Linked DNA regions of Homo sapiens: region 1 is linked to region 2. A link is a loop called in an ENCODE intact Hi-C map of the cell type or tissue named here. Cell type or tissue: sigmoid colon. All regions are shown on one strand. Each heading gives the region's core, and the rest is flanking DNA. Links, peaks and the distances in the headings are about the cores only.

Region 1 (11,520 bases), core at 1,265-9,264, 760 kb before region 2:
TCCAAAACTTCCAGCCTTAGTGTTATCTGGATTTGTCAAGTATTTTTTGACAGAGAGGAAACACAAGGTTTGAAAACTCAAGGTGTGTGATGAGTTGGAGTGTGGAGGAGACTTTATAGAGCAGGATTCTTGGATTGGAGCCTGCATCAGAATTCTTGGAGGGCCTGACAAGACACAGATAGCTGGGCCCCAACCGCAGAGTTCAGGCTTAGCAAGGAGTGGGGTCCAGGAATATGCATTTCTAACCTGTTCCCAGGGGCCATGCTGCTGGCGGTTCTGGGACCACACTTTGAGAACCTCTGCCTTAATAAAAGGGGAAGCTGGAATTCCAGAGGCAGACGTTTTCATCTTCACTGGGGGCTGAGAGCAGACAGGGGAAGCTGGGGTCCCTGAGGCGCTGGGCAGTGGTTACCCAACCCCTCCTCTGTATGAGGCGCTCCGGGCGTCTGTGCCCAGCCTTGATGAATAGCGCTCATTTAGGTGGTATGGGGAGTGCCTCTGCACAGACCTATCGGGTTTTTATTAACTGTTTTACTGTCGTACTTTCAAAATCAATCAAACAGTGCTGCCCTCCGGAGACACACCGGGGTTGGAGGGCTGAAGCTCCCAGTCTAAATGCAGCAGAGGCCGGGCCCAGGCCCACAGCGGGGCCGCAGGGGCAGGGGGGCCGGTGCTTCCTCCTGCCCGGTGAACGGCGGGCTTTGTCCTCTCTCTCTGAACCAAAGCCTCAGACTGGTCTGAACCGCGCACCCCAGACCAGAACTAACTGCACACATTTGTTGATCCTTGAACCGAACCCAAACCTGAATTTTTCTTGTGAACCACTTAACAAACCAATATTCAAAACAAAACAGGGAGGGGGAAAAGACCCTTGGCAGACCAGTTTGAATTGGAAGGGCATCTAAATTTCCAAGCCCATTAAACACAAACAAAGCTGGGTCATCAAAAGCCTTCAAACCTGACTTCAGTCAATATTTCGATTGGCTGGGCTCCCTGGCATGACACAGCTAAGCCCCAGGTGTGGAGAACTGGCTTTCCAAGCTCCAGGAAAAACAAGGGTCTCTGTACTGAATTAAACCATCCCAGGGAAGCCCCATCCTGCAGTTCCACCCCCACACCCTTGTGAAGGAACAAACGAAGAACGTGGGAGTCCCGTCTGCCCTGGCTTGTCCCCTGAATGTCTCCTCGACACAAAGTGCAAAGCCAAAGCTCTGGCCCACAGCTAAGTAGTGGGGGGTCCAGGCCTCTGTGATCTGGCAAAGGTGCCAGGACAGTGCAGTCGGCCCCTGCAGCTACCCTGACGCGCACCAAGGTCCCCCAGCAGTGGAAGAGAGGAAAGGCCTCTCCAAAGAGTGGGGTGTTCATTGTATTTGCAGGGTGGCAGGGGTGCCAGCCTTGCCAAAGGACCCATGTGCAAGAAGAGAAAGTTGTGAGAACGGCGAGTGGGCGAGATGCACAGGGCAGAAGCTGTAACTTCTGGGGCTTCGTGCCCAGCCCGGGGCTGCCTAGCTCAGGTGTTTACCGTTCGCTGATCTTTGAGTGTCACCAAAATGCACCCTCATGGCTTGGAAGCTGCATCCTCTTGAGCCCTGCTGCTTGCATTCATCCTTGTTATAGGGTGGCGTCCCTCCCTCTCTCTTTCCCTCCCTCCTTCCTCCGTCTTTCCTACTCCCTGTCTTCCCTCCTTACTCCTTCTTTGAATTCCTTCCACATGCCCCTGCCCAGCTCCAGGAAAAGCCCTGCCCAAATGTGGAATGGCCACTGTCTTTCTTATGAATTAAGAAGTGCTGCTGGGGAATATTATTCAGCCCTGAAAAGAAATGAAGTACTAATACCTCCTACGATGTGGATGAACCTCGAAAATATTACATGGAGTGAAAGAAGCCAGACACAAAGATCACATTGTATGACTCCATCTAAATGAGATGTCCGCAATAGGCAAATCCACAGAGACAGAAAGCAGACTAGTGGTTGCAGGGGCTCGGGGAGGGCTCGGGGTTGCAGGGGCTCAGGGGGAATGGGGAAAGACCGTGTAATGAGTATGGAGTTTCCTTTGGGTGCAATGAAAATGTTCCGGAACTAGATAGAGGTGATGGTTGCACAACCCCATGAAGGCGCTCAATGCCACTGGACTGTACACTTTAAAATGGTTGATTTTATGTCCCGTGAATTTTACTTCAAGTACAGAAACAAACACAAGGAAGTACTGTGGACTCCCTTCCTCTCCTCTTGCATGTAATCAAGGCGCCTCCAGTGCCATGTTCCAGGAGCTCTTGAGCTTAGGAGAAAGTGTGCAGGGTCTCTGGAAGACTCAATACAGTACATATAAGTTTTGGGGGAGTGTCTTCCCTGCCCTCATGGACAATGCATCAGCCTGGAAGCCTTAGCCAGCCTGACTCTGAAGGAAAGTGTGAAGGGCAAAGGTATTGGAGAGTTAGGGGAAGGAGAAAAGGGGAAAGGTGAACCAAAGAGAGGAGAAAGGTGTGTGTGACAAGCATCTCTGCCCTGCAGGCCCTGGGCTGGGCATTTCATGTCCAGCAGCTCATTCCACTGCAGCCTTGCAGATGAGGAGGCCAGCTGAGCACTGGTTGTCCAAGGTTACTGACCAGGAATAGGTGGGCTGGCTCTGGAGTCTGTGCTTTCAAGCCTTGGCTCTACATACTAGGATCCTCGTGGATGGGCCTTTGGAAATGATGCTGTCTTGGGCCTGGTTAGCCCTGTGGGGGCTGCTTCCTCCCCTGTTCCTGGCCCCTGGCTCCAGTCTGTTCCCTATGTGCCCTTTAGACCCTGATGATGAGTTCCCCGGGCTGCTCTTGCCCACTGCACCCTAGAAAGCCAGCTCTCCCCTGTCTGTTCTCCAGGATTCAACATGTGGAGGAGGAGTCCAGGGTGGGGATGTTTAAGACAGCTGCCTCCTGCCTGTGCTGATTGTGTTCATCCAGCAGGTGATCCTGGTGCCTGAGCCCTGGCCTGGATGTCAGGAGAGTGAGGCAATTGCATCTAGTCATTCTTTTAACAAAGATGGATTGGATGCCTGCAATGTGCCAGGCACTGTGCTAGGTGTTAGGGATGCAGCAGGGAGCTCACGGCCTCCCACCTTCTAGTGGGGGAGGCAAATAATGGAGGCCCAAATAGATCATGCAAACCCCTCAGGTCAGGATAAGCACTGGGAAGAGAAATAAAGCAAGGGAGGGGGAAGAGAATGACAGTCAAGGGAGGGAGAGGAGAACTTTCAATGGTTCAGGGAAAGCCTTTCTGAGGAGGTGACATTTGTGCAGAGACCTGAATTAAACCCAGGGGAAGAGTGTTCCAGGCAGAAGAAACAGTAGGTGTGTGGTCTCTGAGTAGCCAATGAACTCAGTGGGTTCAAGGAACAGCCAGGAGGCCTGTGTGGCTGGAGGGCAGTGAGCAGGAGCTCGGACAGGCCAGAGTCACGTGTGGACCGAGGAGGAAAGCGGGTGTGTGGTTTGATTCTCACCCAATGAGGGGTCCTTCAGGGGGCTGAGTGGAGGAATGGCATTGGCCAGCTAATGGTTGACGAGGACAGGAGCTGCAGCTGTGAGGAGAGTCCCTTTCAGTGGCAAGAGGAGAAGCAGGGAGGCAGTGTTCTTTCCCAGACATTGCTTTAGCCCTTTGGGTTTGCAGCCTCTGAGGCTGGCCTGCTGGAGTAGAAGCCCTGCCCTGCCACTTACTTGCTGTGTGACCTTGAGCAAATTGCTTAACCTTTCTGTGTCTCTGTTTCCCCATCTAGAAACTTGAAAAAATAATCATACCTCTCTCGTAAGGTTGTTGTGAGGATGGGGTGGGAGAACAGTGGTAGGACATAGTGAGTACTCCATGCGTGTTAGCCATTATCACTACCTTATACTATCATTAGCAACTTAACATGGTCTCCCGGTGGGAGGACGAAGAGCTAGCAAGTGGCTGCCTCTCCTTCTGCTCCTCTCTGGGCCTCAGGGTCCTTATCTGCTAAGAAAGGATTCATGGCCAGGCACAGTGGCTCAGGCCTGTAATCCTAGCACTTCGGGAGGCCGAGGCGGGCAGATCATTTGAGGTCAGGAGTTTGAGACCAGCCTGACCAACATGGTGAGACTCTGTCTCTACTAAAAATACAAAAAAAAAAAAGTAGCTGGGTGTGGTGGTCCATGTCTGTAGTCCCAGCTACTCAGGAGGCTGCGACAGGAGAATTGCTTGAACCTGGGAGGTGGAGGTTGCAGTGAGCCAAGATCATCACTACACTCCAGCCTGGGCCACAGAGTGAGACTCTGTCTGAAAAAAAAAAAAAGAGGATTCATTAGCAGATCTTTAAAGACCTCTCCAACTCTCTAACATCTGAATAATTAGAACCAATACCCCTCGTACACAAAAACAAAAGCAAAACATTAAGCACCCCCAATGTGCCAATCTGCCAGGAGAGACCACATAGAATTGCATTCAATCTTTCCAGTAACTCAATGGGAGAATCTTGTCCATTTCATAAAGACCAGTGTTTCCATCTTTCTCTTTCTTTAGTCTGTATTATTTTTTCACCTGTTAGATAATACATTGGTGGAAGAATTTCCATTTTATTTTTATTTTATAAATTTTTAAATTTAAATGTAAAATTTAATTTTCCTGGATGTGTGTTCCATGTGCCTTTGGAAGCAAAGTTTCCTGAGGTGCTCACCATAATCTTTCCAATGGGGTTAGGATTTAGAAACACAGAGAATGGAAATAAAACCTAGTTCCTACCCCAAGACTAAGGCAAAACAAGTGTAAAGTTTTCTCTCCTTGGTCCAAGATCAATGGGAATTAATATGGAGTTTTTCAGAGGTCAGTCTTCTGGGGACCTCCTGGTGACCACTCAGCCCAATTTAGTGGTCGGCTGGACAAACACGGTTGTCACAAAGCCCGTGTCCATTTCACAAAGCCATGGAGTCACATGGCAAGTTGGGTATAAAAGAAGGCAGGAGATACAGAGCAGGAACATAGTTATAGCAGAGCTGAGAAGGAAGCAAAAAGAAGTGTGCACATACCTTGCTTAGACTTCCGGCTAGACACTGTGTTAGGTGTTTTTTTTTTTTAGTTTGTTTGTTTGTTGAGACAGAGTCTCGCTTTGTTGCCCAGGCTGGAGTGCAGTGGCGCAATCTTGGCTCACTGCAACCTCTGCCTCCCGGGTTCAAGTGATTCTCCTGCCTCAGCCTCCCGAGCAGCTGGGACTACAGGCGCCCGCCACTACGCCTGGCTAATTTTTAGTAGAGACGGGGTTTCACTGTGTTAGCCAGGATGGTCTCAATTTCCTGACCTCACGATCCGCCTGCCTCGCCTCCCGAAGTGCTGGGATTACAGGTGTGAGCCACCACGCCCGGCCAGGTGTTTTCACATGTACAAGCCAATGGATGAGAAAAGGCAGGATAGTAAACAGAAGACAGACCCAAATGTAGGCTGGTCATAAATCAGCTACTGGTTTCATAGCTCATTTAACAAACCTAGCCAAAATAGGTTGATGGATGGTTCCATTTCCACCTAGAGGGGGTCACTGGTAGCCTGCCTTCAAGGTCTGTGCTTGGCCCTGAACTCATCAGCACACTTGGATCAGCAGCCTGGTAGATGCAGACACAGAGGGCAGGTTGATCACAAAGCTGGGAGAGAGAGTGATCATTCAAGTGTTTCAGAGTGTCAGGCTGGGCGAGACCTTAGAGATCACCCCTTCCCACTCTACAAAGACACAGAACTTGTTCAAAGTCACACAGTCAGTTTGTGGCAGACCAGCCTAAGGGCAAATTTCTCCACCTCCCTGTGCTGTGCTGGCCAATTTAGGATTCACATGATCCTGGCAGGCCTGGGCCGGCGGCTGATTCTAGCAGGATACAGCCTACCAGGGATGAGTGAGTGTGCGCTTTGCATTTCAGGTTCAGAAAAATCGATTGCCTAAGTACAGGATGTGGGAGGCTGGCTTGCAGCCGGTCTTGTGCAAAAGACCGGGGGGAGTCTGTTGGCCACGAGATCAATAGAAGCCAGAGTGTGATGCAGCCGCTAAACAGGGAAGTCTCTCCTCTTCCACGGACTGGGCAGAGCCAACGCGTCCAGAGCCGGAAGAGTGACAGCCTTATTTTTGTCTGTGCTCATCGGCCACTTTCCAAGATTTTTATTTATTTCTAGGTGTCATAGATTAAAAAGCACATCAAGGTTTGAAGACTGTAGAGAGGAGAACGGCTGAGCTGTCAAGGGGTCTGGGGGAGCCTGTCAGAGACCTTATTAAGGTAGCAGAAGACCCTTAACTGGAAAAGAGGAGAAGGATAATGGCCTTCAGTTTATGAGGTGGTTGTCATGGAATAAAGGCAGAGGCTCGTCTAGGGGGCCCCAGAGGACAGAACTGGGACGCAAAGCAGTGTGGGGTGGATTACCAACTGTTTCCCATGGAATGCCAAGAAGACAGCGGGTACCCAAGAAAGGGTCCACAGTCAACCAAGAGTAGGAAATGTATATATGCTATTCTCTATCCCCTCTTGCAGATTCAAGGTGCATATTAGCACATACATATATGCTAATGTGTATAATATGTATATTATATACATATGTATTAGTAGGTACATTACAAGGGATGAAATCTAAAGGTGCAAAAGAGCTTGTCTGTGCTCAAGCCCCCTAAAAAACAGAGCTTAGATGCTATGACTTGATTAGAAGTGCAGTCCTAGGGAGAGGGTTAGGGAGTGGCCACAGAGGAGGAAGAGCCGACATGAGAATTTGACACTGAGCTGGCTGCCGCTAAGTGCAACTGATTGCTGGATCCCAAGGGACTGTTCCCTGAGAAGCCATATTAAACTGTGTTTCAGGGTTGCTATAGCAAAGGACAAGTGAGAAGAAATTTCCATCAGGTCCAGTCTCCAATTGGCTGAAGATTGGCTCCATGGAAGATAATTTTCCCTTGTGTCTGAGTTGGGCAATCGTGGGCACTAGGGGTGGTCCTGAAGTGGTAAGGTCCACAGAGATGCCCTGAAGGGGAAGCAAGAGGAAGTGCAAGAGCAGGATGGCACTTCTGTGAAGTGGGCTGATGCTCACACAGTGCTGTCACTGCTTGAGGCTGGAAGAAGAGACAGGTAAGGTGGAAAGGACGGGCTAGGTCTGCTATGAGTTGTGATTTACATGCAGCAGAAAGTAAGTCTCCTTCCCTCTCCTGTCCCACCACCCAGGTCCCCGCATCAGAGGAACACATTGTTTTCTTGGGAAGCCTTCAAGAGACAGTCATGCATGGGTGAGCCTATACGCATATAAATATATGACATAGGTAATTATATATGCACATATTTTCATAGAATGGGAGCATACTATACTGCATAGCACTTTTTTACATAACAATGTATCTTGGCACTCTTTCCTTATCAGTACACATAGAGCCGTCTCATGCATTTGAATGACCATATAGCACTTCATCCAGCTGATGTACCATAATTTATTTAAATGTCCTATAATGCACATTTAGGATGCTTCTAATCTCTTGCTATTGCAATCATCATGGCGGTAAATACTCTTGTACACAAGTCATTTTGCAATCCTAGGAGGTTATCTCTAAGGCAGAAAACCTAGAAATGGAATGTTGGGTCAAAGGGAATATGCATTCTCAGTTTTGATCAATGTTGCCAAATTGCCTTCCAGGGTAGTTGTGCCAGATTCCCTCCCACCAGCAATTTAGGCGCAAGCCTGTTTCCCTCTGTCCTTACCAGCACAATGCATTATCACACTTTTGTTCTTTGCCAATGTAAAAGGTAGAAAATTATATTTCACTGTGATTTTAATTTTCATGTGTTAAGTCATAGTGAGAATGAGCCTTTTTTCTTCCAGTATTTACATTTTTTTACATTTACATATAATGCCATTTACATTTTATTTTCTGTGAACTGTCTATAACTTTTGCTCATTCTTCTTTATCTATCTTCTATCTATCTTCCTATCAAGAGATTATATATTTGCTTAAACAAAATATTATTGTATATGTTTAAGGCTTTATATAAATGGTATTGAACTATATATATAGTTCTATAACTGATATTATTTTATTCAACATTTTTCGAAGTCCTCAGCATTGTTTTTGAAATGTGTCCATGTTACAATAGCTACAGTTTGTTAATTTTCAATGCTGTAACATATTTTATTGTATGAATATGCCACAATTTACCCTTTCTCCTGTTGATGGCTTTGTGGGTCACCTTCAAATTTTTGTTATTACAATGTGGCTAGGAACATTCTAGTACATATCTCCTAGTGCACATGGGCAAAAACTTCTAAAGCAGAGTATATATAGCCAGGGCTGGAATTGCTGGGTCATAGGTTGTATGCATCTTCAGGGAACAAGATAATACACTTTTGCCCATTTAAAAAATATAGGCTGGGCACAGTGGCTCACACCTGTAATCCCAGCACTTTGGGAAGCTGAGGTGGGTGGATCACTTGAGGTCAGGAGTTCGAGACCAACCCGGCCAACATGGTGAAACCCCGTCTCTACTAAAAATATAAAAATTAGCTGGGTGTGGTGGCAGTCACCTGTAATCCCAGCTACTCAGGAGGCTAAGCACAAGAATCGCTTGAACCTGGGAGGTGGAGGGTGCAGTGAGCCAAGATCATGCCACTGCACTCCAGCCTGGGCGACAGAGCAAGACTTAGTCTCAAAAAAAAAAAAAAAAAATAGATTGCTGGTCTTGTTATTGATTGTAGGGTCTCTTCATGTATGGAAGCATTTGCACTTTGTGATATGGGCATATTAGTGTTTAGATGCTCAGAAAAGCCCTGCAGCAAAGAAATCTTTTTTTTTTTTTTTTTTTTTTGAGACAGAGTCTCACTCTGTTGCCCGGGCTGGAGTGCAATGGCGTGATCTCCGCTCGCTGCAACCTCCTCCTCCTGGTTTCAAGCAATTCCCTGCCTCAGCCTCCTGAGTAGCTGGGACTACAGGCGCCCGCCACCCTGCCCGGCTAATTTTTGTATTTTTAATAGAGATGGGGTTTCACCATGTTGGCCAGGCTGGTCTTGAACTCCTGACCCTGTGGTCCACCTGCCTCAGCCTCCCGAAGTGCTGGGATTATAGGCATGAGCCACCACGCCTGGCAAAGAAACCTTTTTAACTGGGTGTTTCCTTAACTCAACTGACCATGAACCCCTTTCCTCATTGAGTATCTGATAGGACTAACTCGGGGAATTGCTTTTGTAAGGGAACACGCATCAGGACCTGGTCAAGCAAGATGCTGGCATCTGGGCAACCATCAACAGTAGTACACAGACCCCTCTGCCCTGCTCAAAGGACCTTAAAGGTCTCAGAGGCTGACCCTGGCTGGAAGGCTTTCTGGTCTGCCCTCCATCCTACAATTTAGGGGACCCATCCTCATGGTGCATCCACCGTGTCAGGCTTTGTGCTGGATGCTTCCTGTCACTTACCTCTGCTTCCATAACCAAGTGAGAAACAAGGCTCAGAGCAGTGAGCTTCCTTAAGGGAAGACAAACCATCATCTGATCCAAAGCCATCCTCCCTCCATTACACTACAGGACTTGCTTAGAACCAAAACAGTGCCCAAGACCCAGCCCCTGAGAAAGCCAGATACTGGCTTCATCCCTTCCCCACCTTGCCACAACACCTCGGGCCCTGGTCTGTCCCTCTCCTCTGGCTCGTGGCCTGGCTGCATGGCGGGGCTGGCTATTTTGACATGCATGCCCTGGCTCTCCCATCTCATGATGGCAAGGCTGTGAGGTTCCTTGCACTTGGCACAGATCTTGGCATATGATCAATGTCTTTTGGAATGACCAGATCAGTGATGATAATGCCAGTGAGCATGTATCCGGTGCTCACCATAGGCAGGCTCTGTGCTAAGGGCTTTATGAGAATTATCCCTTATATTTGTTCACAGCGACCCTCTGCAGGTTCTGGTACCATCATCTCCATTTCACGGATGAAAAAACAGGCTGAGGGGAGTTTGGTCACTTGTCCAAGGTCACACAGACATTGAGTGGTGGAGGCAGGATTTGAACTTGAGTTACAGGGCCTCTACCTGCCTCATGCCACACACCTGACCCAGATGGGTGAGCTAGGTGGCCTCTGTCTAGCAATGCCACATGCGCAGTAGTACCCAGGAATTCCCCCATGTGACAATGACATAAACCCAGGAGTCTATTCAGCACTGCTGCGAGGCCTCAGGGAGCAGGCCGCCATGGGTGGGGAGAACCCCAGGCCTGGTCCTCTGCCCCTTCCTTGCTCCCTTCCTGCCAGCTGGGGTCACAGGTCCAGCCCAAGGCCACTTGAGGTTCAGGTGACAAAACATCCCAGTTTGCAGGAGTTGGCAGTTGCTCTGGGCAAGCTGCAAGCAAACAGCTGTGACTCCAGTCCCCAAAGCTCCCCCTCCTTACCTGTGTCAACACTTTTATTTTTAAAGTGGCAGAGCCAAGGTGGGGGCTGGGGATGGGCAATGGGGAAGGAGGGAGCCTGTCCCTTATCAGCGCTGGGGTCCTTGCATATGTAACGCTGTCATATAATTAACAGTGAAGATCATTTACATTGTCGCTTAGCTAATTTTCATAATGTTTTCTTTATTATCAGAGGAAGAAATTAACCCAAGAATTTATTTACATAGCAGCCTCAAACAGTAACAGCTTGCTAATTGCCTGTTAGGTGATTAATAAGCTTACAGCAGATGCTAATGCGTCGTGGGCTCCCCGTTTCAAAGGTGCTCTTGCCTCACGCTTGTGTTTTGGCAGCTTAATTAGTGCAATAATTATGTACTTGTTGCTCCTTCTTTCGAGCAAATACTGTCAAATGCTTAAAAGATTAAAGTGAATTATATCCTGAGAACGCACAGAGCTTGAGGATGCCCGTTCTTGCTAACTTCTCTGCTAGTTCACAAATAGAAAAGAATAAATAAGAGAAGGGTCTGCCACGACGGCGGCAGCAGAAATGAACTAGAGCTGGCTGGGGCCTAGTCCTGGAAGAGACCGCGAACACTGCCTCATTTCCCATCTATAAAAGGAGGTTCAACTGGTTGGCATGGGAAAGTGGGGAGAGGAAACTTGAGAATCAGAGAGACCTGAGTGTCAGAGCAACGAAACGCAATGGGTGGATCTAATTTGCGTCCTGATTGGATGCAATTGTAAAAAGCCATCTTGGAGATGATCAGAGAGACTTACCCCTGACATCCAGAAGTCACTGCTGATTTTGTTAGGTGTGATAACAGCATAGTCGGTATGAGAAAGAAAAATATGCTTATCTATTCCATATGCAGACTGAAGTGCTTAAGGTTGAAAGGATACGATATCTGTGATTTGCTTTAAAATACCCTAGCCCTCTCCTAAAAATAGTGAGGTCTGTGGAGAAATAAGATTGCAAAATGTGGATCGACACTGACGCTGGATGACAGATACACTGCGGGTCCATATATCTATTTTCTCTTCTTTCATGTATGTTTGAAAATGTACATAATCAAAAGGCTGGACCATAGAAAGGAGATGAGAATTCCTTCAAGACATGGGCCCTAGAATCCAGCTCCCTGTGTTTAAGTCCAGCTC
Region 2 (11,520 bases), core at 1,786-9,785:
CAGCACCTAACACAGAACATAATACATAGCAGATGCTAAAAAATATTGGATGAAAAAATGAGTGAATAAATAAACTAATGCTTTGTGGATGGACAAAGGAGCCATAAGGTCCCCTGGCCTCCTCTTTCTGCACATGCTTCTCCTTCTCCCACAGCGCTCTGCCACCCTTGCCAACGTATATGCTTTGAGGACTCATTCCCTAAACATCCACCTCAGGGCCTACAAGCTGCACACACAAGAAGGGCCAGGCTGCAGGGACTGGGAGTTGGTTCAGTTTATGTTGTCTTGAATCAGAGAAAGGAGCATCCCAGGACTTTTCCCACCGTCAGCTGTTCCCTCCCACTCTTTCCTGTCTGAGCTCTGGCTCTCCTCCCCATCTCGCCATGAATTCTTCCCATCACATCGGGGCATCTCCCTTCTCTTGCTCACTTAAAATAAGTAGTGAGCACCTGCTGTGTCTCAGATGCAGACACATCAGAGGAATCACTGTCCTCAAGGAGCTCACAGTCTGGCAGGTCACTGAGATGAAAATAAGTGCAGTAATATGATCTTACGGAGGAGAAGGCCGAGAAGCCTCGCCACAGAGCATAAATGGTATCTCCAGCTGTGCACGAGTAGTTTACGTGCCATGTGGGCTGAGGTCCCTCAGTGGCCTGCAGTGGGGTCTGATGTTCTAGTTTCAAGGTGTCCCTTTGGGTTAAGCATTGCCCTCTTCTTGCTACTGCTTTCAAAGGTGAATCCCCAACTTCACATCCCTCAGACTCTAGGATATGAAGCTTTCCACCCTCTCTAGAAGGGTTAGGGTTGCACTAGAGCATAAGCTTGCTGGCAGCTGGGGAAGGAGTATTATTGTGAGGAAAACACAGGAAGACAGCTTGGAGGCTCCAATGACCCACTTCCCCATGGTGAAGGTCAGCTTTTAAGAGGGTGAACCAGAGGCAATGGCTGACAAACCCAGGTCGTCTTACGACTTTGTGCCCTGAAAGATCTCAGAAGCCTCATTCCTGAACCATCAGCAGAACTTCGAACCTGTAAGGGAAGCTAGAGCTCTCTATGTTTGGACCTGCTCAGTTTTACAGCTAGGGAAACTGAGCCCAAAGAAAAAGAAAAAATGAGTGGGTCTCTCCCTTAAGATTCCCTTAATTGTGCATTGATTCCTGTTTTGCAAAATGACACTGGAACATGTATACCTCCCTTGATCAAATAATTCCACTTTGAGAATCTATCTAAGAAAATAATCCTAAGTACAGAAAAAGCTTTGGGCACAAAGAGAGGTTCATGATAGCATCGTTCAAACAAAAAGTACAAAATGAAGAGGGAACAGGCCAAGTAATTCTCCTCGATGGGAAACAAGTTGCAGTCTCTCCACTAAAAATTATCACTCAGTCCAACTTTTTAATAAGTGGGAAAATTCTAGTATGATATTAGAGTGGGGGTTGATGCAAGTTTTTATGTGGGCCTATGTGAAAAAAGCAACTGCATAGAACTGAGAGTGAAAAGAAAAAAGTTGGTTTTCCTGTGTGTTCTACTTGTTCTTTGTGTATTTTTAAGCAGCTATTATAGGTAGTGAGGTTATAAAAGAATATCCTGAAAGAGACTTTCATATTGGAAAAAATTAAAATTCTGTTTTTTAAATTTTATTTTTATTTTATTTTATTTTTTGTGTATGATAGGGTCTCTCTCTCTGTTGCCCAGATTGGAGGGCAGTGGCACAATCACAGCTCACGATAGCTTCCAACTCCTGGGTTCAAACAATCCTGCCACCTCAGCCTCCCAAGTAGCTGGGACTATAGGCACATGCCACCATGCCCAGCTGATTTTTTTTTAATAAGAGACAAGGTCTCACTATGTTGCCTAGGCTGGTCTCAAACTCCCGGCCTCAAGTGATCCTCCCACCTCGGCTTCCCAAAGTGTTGGGATTATAGGCATGAGCCACCACACTCCATCAAAAATTTGATTTTTAAATGATGATATCGAGGAGCCAACTTACCAGGAAAGGAAAGGTAGTTGCTAGCAGCTGGGGCAGCCTGTCACAATTAGTATGAAGGCCACTATCAGAGCCACTTTTTCCTCAAATGATCCCTTAGGACTTCTGCTAGACCACCAAGTATTCACTGGGATATAATCACCCCAAAAGATTTACTAAGCATTTACTGGCACTAACAGTGGCAGGCACTGTTTTGGTTGCTGGGGATACAGAAGTAAACAAGGCAGATGGGGTCCCTGCTCTCACGGAGCACACAGTTTAGTGAGGGAGGCATTAAATGATTCTGACCATAATTATCATGAACTATGACAGAACTACAAGGAGTCCCCTATCAACTGGGATTGGGTTTGGTTGCCAGTAACAGAAATCCACTATAGTGATGAAAACAAATGAAGGCTTTATCTCTTCCATAAAACAAGTCTAGAAATGGGCAGCCCAGGGTGGGAACGATGGCTCCCACAAAGTCCTCAGGGTTTCCTATCTTTCTGCAATCATATCCTTAGCACACAAGCCCAAAATAGGTGCTGTAGCTCCAGCCATCACATTTGTGTTCTGGGTAAAATGAAGGAAAGGTCTAAAGAACAAAATGCAAAGAGAAAAAAAGGAGTTGACTCCTTCTCAATTTCCTGGAAGGCTTACTCAGCAACGTCCTAGCTGCCAGGAAGGCTGTGAAATGTGGTCTTTTAACTGTACATGTTTCTTCCTCGTTAAATCAGGAGTTATTACAAAAGAAGAAGGTAATCATGGATGTCAGGAAGGAACCAGAAATCTCTGCCCCAGATGATGTAAGAATGAAGCATAGGGGGATTGATTCAACCAAGTCAAGGTTGGGAGTCATGGCTGTAAGAGCTCAGCTGAGGCCCAGAGGCTACATGAGATCCAGACAAGCAGAGGGGTTGGGAAGAATTCTAGGCAGAGGACAACTCTGATGTGAGCTCAACAGGGCAGCAGAAAGAGCTGTGGAGTGGGTCAGGAGACCTGGCTATAAGTCCGGGCTCTGCAGGAACATCATGTTCCTTTCAGAGCTTCTCCAGCTGTAAAGTGAGCACTCTGCACTCAGATCCTGTGAAATATTTATTAGGACCTCTGCTAGGCTATTATGGGGCAGGGAGAGGGCACGGCACTTTATGCCACAGCCCCATTCTCTTAGGGCTTACAGACAAGATGGAGAGAGGAAACTCATACTGTTTGGAAGCTGTAAAGAGAGAACTGGATCAGGCACAGAAACCAAGCCCCCATGGAGGGTTCAGAGTTCATATCTGGACATCATCAGGGTCAGACATGGCCTTGAATCCACCTGGGATATTCCACTGCTGGGCCAGCATTCTCCCTGCAGGCACAGAGGAAATGGTTGCACACATCCCTGAAGGCCTCTCCTTGGATTTGATTCTTGATGAAGCCGCATTGTTGGACTGCAATGGTGGTGGGGGAATGGGGGGAACCACCACTTACCAAGCACATTCTGCATGTTCATTTTCACAACTGCTCCATCAGATAGGCAGTCATTATTCCCATTTCACAAATGAGGAAGCCGAGGCTCAGGGAGATAAAGTGACTTGTCCACATGATGATTCTGAGTGACTGTGAAATATTTATTAGGACCTCTGCTAGGCTATGCTGGGGCAGGGAGAGGGCACGGCACTTTATGCCACAGCCTCATTCTCTTAGGGCTTACAGACAAGATGGAGAGAGGAAACTCATACTGTTTGGAAGCTGCATGGATGAGAGGACGCTGAGGGGAGTCCTCAGAAAGCCCCAAAGCCTGTGACTACGGAACTTCAGCCAAGGGTCCCCTTGGGGCTCAGTTTCCTCACTGTAAAATGAAGTCACCTTAGCTGTGCTAATGACAGTTGTCACAGCTCCCATGCATCCAGCACCTACCACGCGCAGGTGCCTTCCCCTCCACATTGTTTCATCTCCATGACAACCCGGTACAGTTGGTCCCAAGTTTACAGACAAGGATTGGACCCCAAGTCCCTCTGTGGCTCTGACCACCGCCAGGGCCTGCCTCTTGAAGATCCAGAGAAGACCATTCCCTGTGCCAGGGTGGACATCGCCCCTGCTTCCCCTTGTCCTGGCCGGGCATCCACAGCAGGGCGGGCATGCAGACGTGCCCCTGGCTAGTGGACCAGCAGCAGGAAGACACCAAAGGAAGCCTGTCACATTATTACTATTCAGGTCAAAACACCTCCCTGTGTTTAGACAAATTACAATCCGTAATTAGTTGCCATCACAGTGGAACAAGCCCACTGTGGTTTCAAAATCACAGTGACTGCTTTATTTAGCTACAGCGGTTGCAGCCAGGGACCACCGGGTTCTGCATCAAAGAAAATATCTGGGCTTTGGCTTTCCAGACTTCTCTTAGCCAGTCCCCTCCCAGCTCCACATGCACACCCCTGGCCTCCACCCTATGCCACAGTCTTAAGCCAGGGTCCCCACACCCATCCTTAAACTCTGAGTTCTAGAGTTTGTCCTTCCCTCTCTGTGCTTCCAAACCTATCCATCCTTTAAAGCCTAGCCTGGGGTCTCCTCCTCCAGGAAGGCCTCCCTGACTATCCCAGACCCACCAGCCTCTCTCACTTCTCCACCCGCATTGCTTTTCCATACATTGGCTCACTAGCTCTCATATGGGGGCTGGAAAGAGAGAAGGAAGGGAAGGTAGACTGTGGAATAGGAGAGAGAAAGATGTGCCACAACCCCAGCCTTGGCGCTGCGTTCCTGTGCTCTAGGGAAGAGGGAACCAGGGGGAAGGGGAGGGAGGGCTGATAGAGCCAGGTCAGAGGATGCTGCCTGCTCTGGTGTGGGAGGGTCTTGGCAGAGCTGGAGCTCTACATTCCAGAGGATTGTGGAGGAGAGGCTGGAGGTGTGGCATTGGGCAAAACCAGGTTCTTTCATGCGAATCTGAGCTAAGAGTGATTGGCTATCAAAGACCCCTGTTTGGCTTTGCAAAGCCAGGACTTCCAGAACATGGAGGGGCAAGGACACAGGGTTCACAAGGTGCTAGGACACATTCAGCAGCTCCCTCACCAAACATTAGAAGAAATGTTGGATTTTTCTTAAGAAAGCACAACTCCATATATTTCCGCTCAATAGACTTTTTAAACAGGAATCTAGTGATGACGTTGAGTATTCAGAGCTTAGGATCCTTGCTACTCTGAGAGATGGGTCCACAGTCAGCCTGGCCCATGGAGGCTAGGGACAGGCAGCCCAGAGCGGAGCGTCCCAAAAGAAGCTGATGTTCCCAAGAGATGGTTCCTTCTCTCCCCATTGCCTAGAAAGTGGCCTCTCCCACACTGCCATCTCTCAGGCTTTCAGGCCCAGGACTCCCAGTCCAGGCTCCAAGACAGACACCCCTAGAATGATGGCGTGATTTCAGGAATCAGGCATTCTGTTTTAGTCTGCTGGGGCTACCATAACAAAATACTGCAGAATACTGGGCAGCTGAAACAACAGAAATTTGTTTTTTCCCAATTCTGAAAGCTGGAAGTCCAAAATCAAGGTTCCAGTGGATTCCGTTTCTGGGGAGGTGCCTTTTCCTGGCCTGTATACGGCTGCCTCCTCACTATGTTCTCACACGGCCTCTCCTTGCCACAAGCACACACGGATAGAGGGAGAGATTGCTACTTACAAAGGCACCAGTTCCATCAGTTCAGGGCCCGACCCTTATGGCTTTATTCAATGTTAATTATTCCCTTAAAGGCCCCATCTCCAATTACAGTCACACTGGGGTTTAGGGCTTCAACATATGAATTTTGAGGGGACATAAACATTCAACCCATAACATTCCAACCTCTATCTTATCATAAACCCCTTCACAACCTTCCTGGTAGAGTAGCAGTCCAGGGACAAGATTATTATCCCATGCAACAGATGAGAAAACTGAGACCCCCGAGGAATGGGCCACTTTGCACCCACTTTGCAGATGAAGACATTGAGTCTCAGTGAAATTAGTTAACTTGCCCAGAGGTCAACCGCACAGTTTTCTGTTCAAGAGACCATGGTGGTCTGATGAAAAAGTTAATAAGAAAACTAATTAACGTTTACTAGGTACAAGTATATGAAATGGGTGCAGATGTAAGTGAAGACTACTAAGAGGGAAAATCTAGAAATTAAAAAAGTACCACACATTCCAAAGCATATGAAAACATTTGGGATCAGTCTGCTTTTCTGAATTGCCTGTTCATAGATAGGTATAGGCATAAGGTTAGGTAGATAGACATGGAGATAGAAATAAATAAGAAATGTAGGGAAATCAAGGGTTAAAATAACTCAAGATCTTAAACTACTGGTTTGGAGTGACTACACATTTTATCCACTTATGTGCTGGCTATAAGATGCTTCTAAACTAAGCTTCAGAATCTAAAATCTAATAAACAAATAAATAGATCTCTTCACCTTGAAATGCTATTTCAATGTCTATTACAACTTAAATTAAAATGATAAATAATAACAATAAGTAGATATAAGTCGTAGATCACAAACTCACATTTGCAAGAAATGTCCCTTTCTTTTATTCCACTAATTACCCCAGTGCATGGTATTGAACCTCCTTAGGGCTAAGTTCTGGGCCCCTACTCCATAAAAAATCTACTATCATCGCTGATGTCTGTTCATAAGAAAACATAGGGCCAGGTTGGAAAAAAACAACTTTTGAGAAGATAGAAACTGCATCTGAAAGAAAGACTTACTTAAAAAGCAGAGAAGAGGCAGATTCAGGGGCAGAGGCTGAGAGATGGGGCAAGTCTATCCTTTCTATATAAAATATTGAGTGCTGGAGTTGGGCTCAGCATCTAAACTTTGACGCTCATGCAAAATTCTGTAACCAGAACTTCTGTGCAAAGCCACAGGGAAACTGAAATTTAGAAAACAAATCCTTAGTCCTATGGCAAATTAGTCATTCAGTGAATTGATCGTTTGGCAAGTTGGCTTTTAGCAAATTGATTTTGGGTGTTTAGGCCTGCTTCCGGAAGGCTATCCACTAGCCAGTGAAGTGTGAGGAGCCTGATGGGTGGGAACACTTCCCAGAGCAGGCCTCTCTCCGTTGCCAGTCAGGAGGGGGGCCTCCAGGCTCAGCAGAGCCCCAGGAGGGTTCATAGGAAGCACCCTTTTGCCCACAGTCAGTTGTCAGGAAGTCCTACAGAGTGTGACTTCCACAGCTGTGCAGAAGCAGAACTAACACATGGTCTATTCCAGGGGCTACGTTAGGATCTTTACATTTAAGAATTTGTACAAAAAACTGAAGCTCAGAAGCAAGAGACAGCTCCCCTCTGATCCATACAAGTAGAGGGTAGCAATCCCTAATCTGCCTGACTGCAGAGGTCATGGAACGTCCCCCCATCACGTTGCCTCGAGCACACACCAATAGCTGCTGTTTCTATTAGGCTCTATGGCTGGCTATGCCCAGGAGGTGTCCCTTTGGAGTTTAACAAACATCCTGAATATGAGATTACAAAGCCAACTATACAAGTGAGAAAACGGAGGCTCAGAGAGTTGATGTGCAGATTCTGCAGGTAGCCCTCATCAACAGATTCCTGTGTATCTTCCCAGAATAAAAAAATGGAGCCTCTCCTGAGATAAATGTGCATAAGCTTTTAAAAGAAATTCATAAATGGATTTGGATTCATACTAACACATTCTTCTCTGCACCTTGCTTTTTTCATTTATTAAACCATCACTTAAATTTTTTTAACAACTGTAATACATTCTATAGTATGAAAGTACCATAATATATTTAGTACATATCAGTAATATCATGCTTAATTGTTAATATAAACATTATGTATTGATCCTATTGTATAACCACTTTTACTGAGGAATATTTCAGTTGTTTCTAGATTTTTGCTATTGCGTTAGGTTTACTATAACATTTCCAAAGAATATATCCCAAAGATTTTGTGAATCTCCAAATTTACTAATACCAGCATGGTGTGGTTTGAAAGTCCCTCCCAAAACTCTCATTGAAATTTAAATGCCATCATGACAGTGTTAAAAGGTGGGATAATTAAGAGGTGATTAATTCAGGAGGCCTTCACCCTTATGAGTGGATTAATGTTATTATCATGAGAAAGGGTTCATTATTACAAGCATGGGTTGTTATAAAAGTGAGTTCAGCTCTCTTTTGCTCTCCTGGGCTTTTGTGCCCTTCTGCCTTCTACCATGAGATGACACAGCAAGAAGGCCCTTGCAAGATGCCAACCCTTCAACCTTGGCCTTCCCAGTCTCCTGAACTGTAATGAATAAATTTATTTTCTTTATAAATTACCCAGTCTGTGGTATTCTGTCATAGCAGCAGAAAATGGACTAAGACATAGTATAAAACACAACTTATCTCATATGGTAAAATAAATATATATATATATATTTTTTATTTCAGATATATATATACCTGAAAATTATGACCAATCACAGTGGCTCACACCTGTAATCCCAGCACCTTGGGAGGCCAAGGCAGGTGGATTACCTGAGTTCAGGAGTTCAAGACCAGCCTGGCCAACATGGTGAAACCCCATCTCTACTAAAAATACAAAAATTAGTCAGGGTTGTGTTGTGCACCTGTAATCTCAGCTACTCAGGAAGCTGAGGCAGGAGAATTTGCTTGAACCTGGGAGATGGAGGCTGCTGTGAGCTGAGACTGCCCCACTACACTCCAGCCTGGATGACAGAGTGAGACTCCATCTCAAAAAAAAAAAAAGAAAAAAGAAAAGCTTAAGTTACCTCAAGTTTCTATTTTCTGGCTTAAAATCTTCACTTTCTTATTCTCCATGGCCTCTTCCTCCACACTGCTACCCACAACCCCAGTAGTTGGCTTTCTTGGTTATCATTCATGAGTTTGAACACTTGAGGGCAAATTGGGATGAGATACTGGTCAATGGACAAGACCCTTCCCAGGCCAAATCTCATTCCCTTTTATGAGCCTCAAACACCAACAATTCACATTCCACTTCAGCCAATTTACAAATGGTGGCATGCAATAGACCTTGAAGTCATTTATGGGTAGTTAAACCTCAAAGCTTAATCTGAAAAATCCAACCATCGCCTGCACCCCAAAATCTTCTGCCAGGCTGCCCAAATCTGAACATCTGCAGATGCCTGCTGACAGATGGCGTGTACCTGTTCAGGGACTTGCACTAGAACCATGCCCACCTTAGCCCTCCATGTTGGCTGTGGCCCAGAAGGCTAGTGGGATCATTGACAAAGACACTCATGTTTGAGGAGGCACCATCCCATTTTTTATCCACTTATTTTTTTTCAGACAGACCACACACTCTCCAAGGCTTCCTCCTATACTGATGCTTTGTGGTCCTGAAACTCAGAGTCGTTTGGGCTACAACCTTTATGAGGTGTAATAGAATAGAATTAAGACAAGAACTTGGCGAATTCTTACTGGGGCAAACCACTCAGCAGGCAGTTCGATGGAAGGAAGGATAAGCTAGGAATGCACTTTGATGGCTATCCCTCTGAGTGTACCTGTCACACCCCAGAAGCATGCTTTAGAAGAAGGAGAGAGTAGGACAGAGCCCAGCAAGGTGAGCACCATCTGAGTAACTGCATGGACCCCAGAAACACCCCCACTGTGAGCCAATGACCCAGGCAACTACTCCTCACACCTGAGGCCAAACTTCCCCATCCCCTTCTTGGAAACATATGATAGCTCTGAGGACACAGGAAAGAAGAAAATACCTTTCTTCTTCCCTTCAAGGAGCCCACAGTTCAGAGACAGGCAAAGACAAAGTAGAGATCCAGACAATGCTGGGACAGAGGGGCTAGCGTTGGGGTAGGCAAAGGGGATGGAGTGAGTGGTTGATTGGTCTGGAAGTCCCCTGAAACTGCAAGTGTGATGATAGAGCGGATCAAAGCTGCTAGCTCCTGTCCTCTTCACCCAGCCTGGCACAGAAAGAATAAGTCCAGTAGGGCCTCCATGTGTGAGGGCCTGCGGCATCAGGGATTTGTAGATTTCTGAAAACTTTGCCTTTCTATGTGCTTACTGTTTTGTTGCCTGGTGTGTTTACCTTCTCTGATTAGTGATAAAGCCCCCATTATGCAAATGGCCAGAGTGCTTGTCTTTGGGAACGGTGAGGGGAGTGGTGGCATGCTGAGAGGCTTCTTTCCATTCCCCAGCCAGGCTCAGGGACAGAACCCCACCATGAGCACCATGATGGGTGAAAGGGTTAATGAGGAAGTTGCAACAGGCTGAATCCCCAGAACCTTTAGGGAGGGAAGAAGAGCAGTCGGGGATGCCCACCTGGACATGGGGTTTAAGCAGACTCCTGGGCTTCTCCCCAACTCTCCTCCAGACCAGAGCTGTCTTATTTTATTAACAATTCAGAAACAGTGGCTACAACAGACACTCTTCACATCACCAGAAGCCTGGTACCTAATAACTGAGGGGCGTATGAGTGGCACAGAGGTCACTGTACCCGCTAGATCTGATACACCTGAGTCAGATAACTGCCCGATGAGGTCAGTGATCATGAATTGACGTCAATGGAAGAAGGAGAGGAGGACATTCTCTCATGACTCTCACTTTATCTTCACCAAGCATAAAGGGTAGGTATTAAGAGTCCCCTATTACAGATAGGGAAGTTGAGTCTTGGTAAGGTTAAGCACCTTGTCCAAGTTCACCCACCCGAGTTGAATCCAAATCTTTTATCCTCAGAAGGCAGCTGCATCCACTGAGCTGTCTCTGATGATGGTCTGCTAAAGCTGCCCCATGATTCTGTTGCACTCACATCTCAGTACAGTGACCTTTGCCCATGTCAATGGCCAGTGTGCCGTTGCTGCCAGACAACAGATGAGGCAGCCTCTGGAATCAACACTACAAAGCAGAAAACAACCCTTGACCCTACTCATTGTAAACTCTTCCCTACCAGAACAAAGAGGGTAGAAAATTCCTCCCATCACAGAATCCCACGCACAGAGTCTACTGATTGCAGGGCAAAATGAGGGCTAGTGATGACCCCCAGCCTAGGGCACAGATGCCCACTGACCCATCAGCTCTACCCTTCTCTTTCTTCTGCAGACAGTGGGGGCAGGGATAAAATAGTCAAAAGCAGGCTTTTGTTACAAAGTCTGTCCACTTGCTCTGCCCTGAACACTTAGCAATTTGCAATTATAGCATCTAATGGATGCTTCATCATTTTTTGCTAAATTAGTACATGCGTGAATGAGAGTGAATGAATGAAGAAAACTGGCACATGTAAAGCACTTCCTACTTTTCACATCACCTCTGCATCTATTATCTCATCTTATCCTTCAGATACTCCTGTGAATGTAGTGTTGGAATTCTTGCTTTGCAGATGGAAAAACTGAAGCCCAGAGAGATGACTGTTTCACATACGATAATGGCAGAGCTTGGACCAGGATCCTAGCCCAGCACTCCTACTCTGGTCCTTCTTCCCTGGGATGGCTGCTGACTTGAGAAAGGATCTCCAGCCGCCCAGTCTTGCAAAAACAGCAGCTTAGCGCCAAAAGGCACGGCTTCCCTAAATGCCCAGCTCACCACCTGGAGGTGACCGGTGAGGCTGGGGCTACTG

The links. A loop is a pair of places that touch in the nucleus more often than their neighbours do. Peaks named below come from ENCODE experiments on the same cell type or tissue, not always from the same donor. Only the 100,000 strongest peaks of a DNase experiment are listed, where the experiment ranks them.
Region 1: a loop joins it to region 2, with 2.4 times the contacts of the local background. A loop is called at or near these places in 17 of 110 quality-filtered maps.

The regions. Positions count from the first base shown.
Region 1 is chr15:70,343,572-70,355,091 of GRCh38, reverse strand. No RefSeq gene overlaps it. Among named protein-coding and RNA genes, the nearest start is that of LINC02205, 160 kb to the left of the region's middle. RefSeq lists an enhancer at 10,193-10,694. In sigmoid colon, for the core only: no CTCF peak of the experiment used is centred there; a DNase peak (open chromatin) is centred at 5,912.
Region 2 is chr15:69,579,405-69,590,924 of GRCh38, reverse strand. No RefSeq gene overlaps it. Among named protein-coding and RNA genes, the nearest start is that of PCAT29, 7.0 kb to the left of the region's middle. In sigmoid colon, for the core only: no CTCF peak of the experiment used is centred there; no DNase peak of the experiment used is centred there.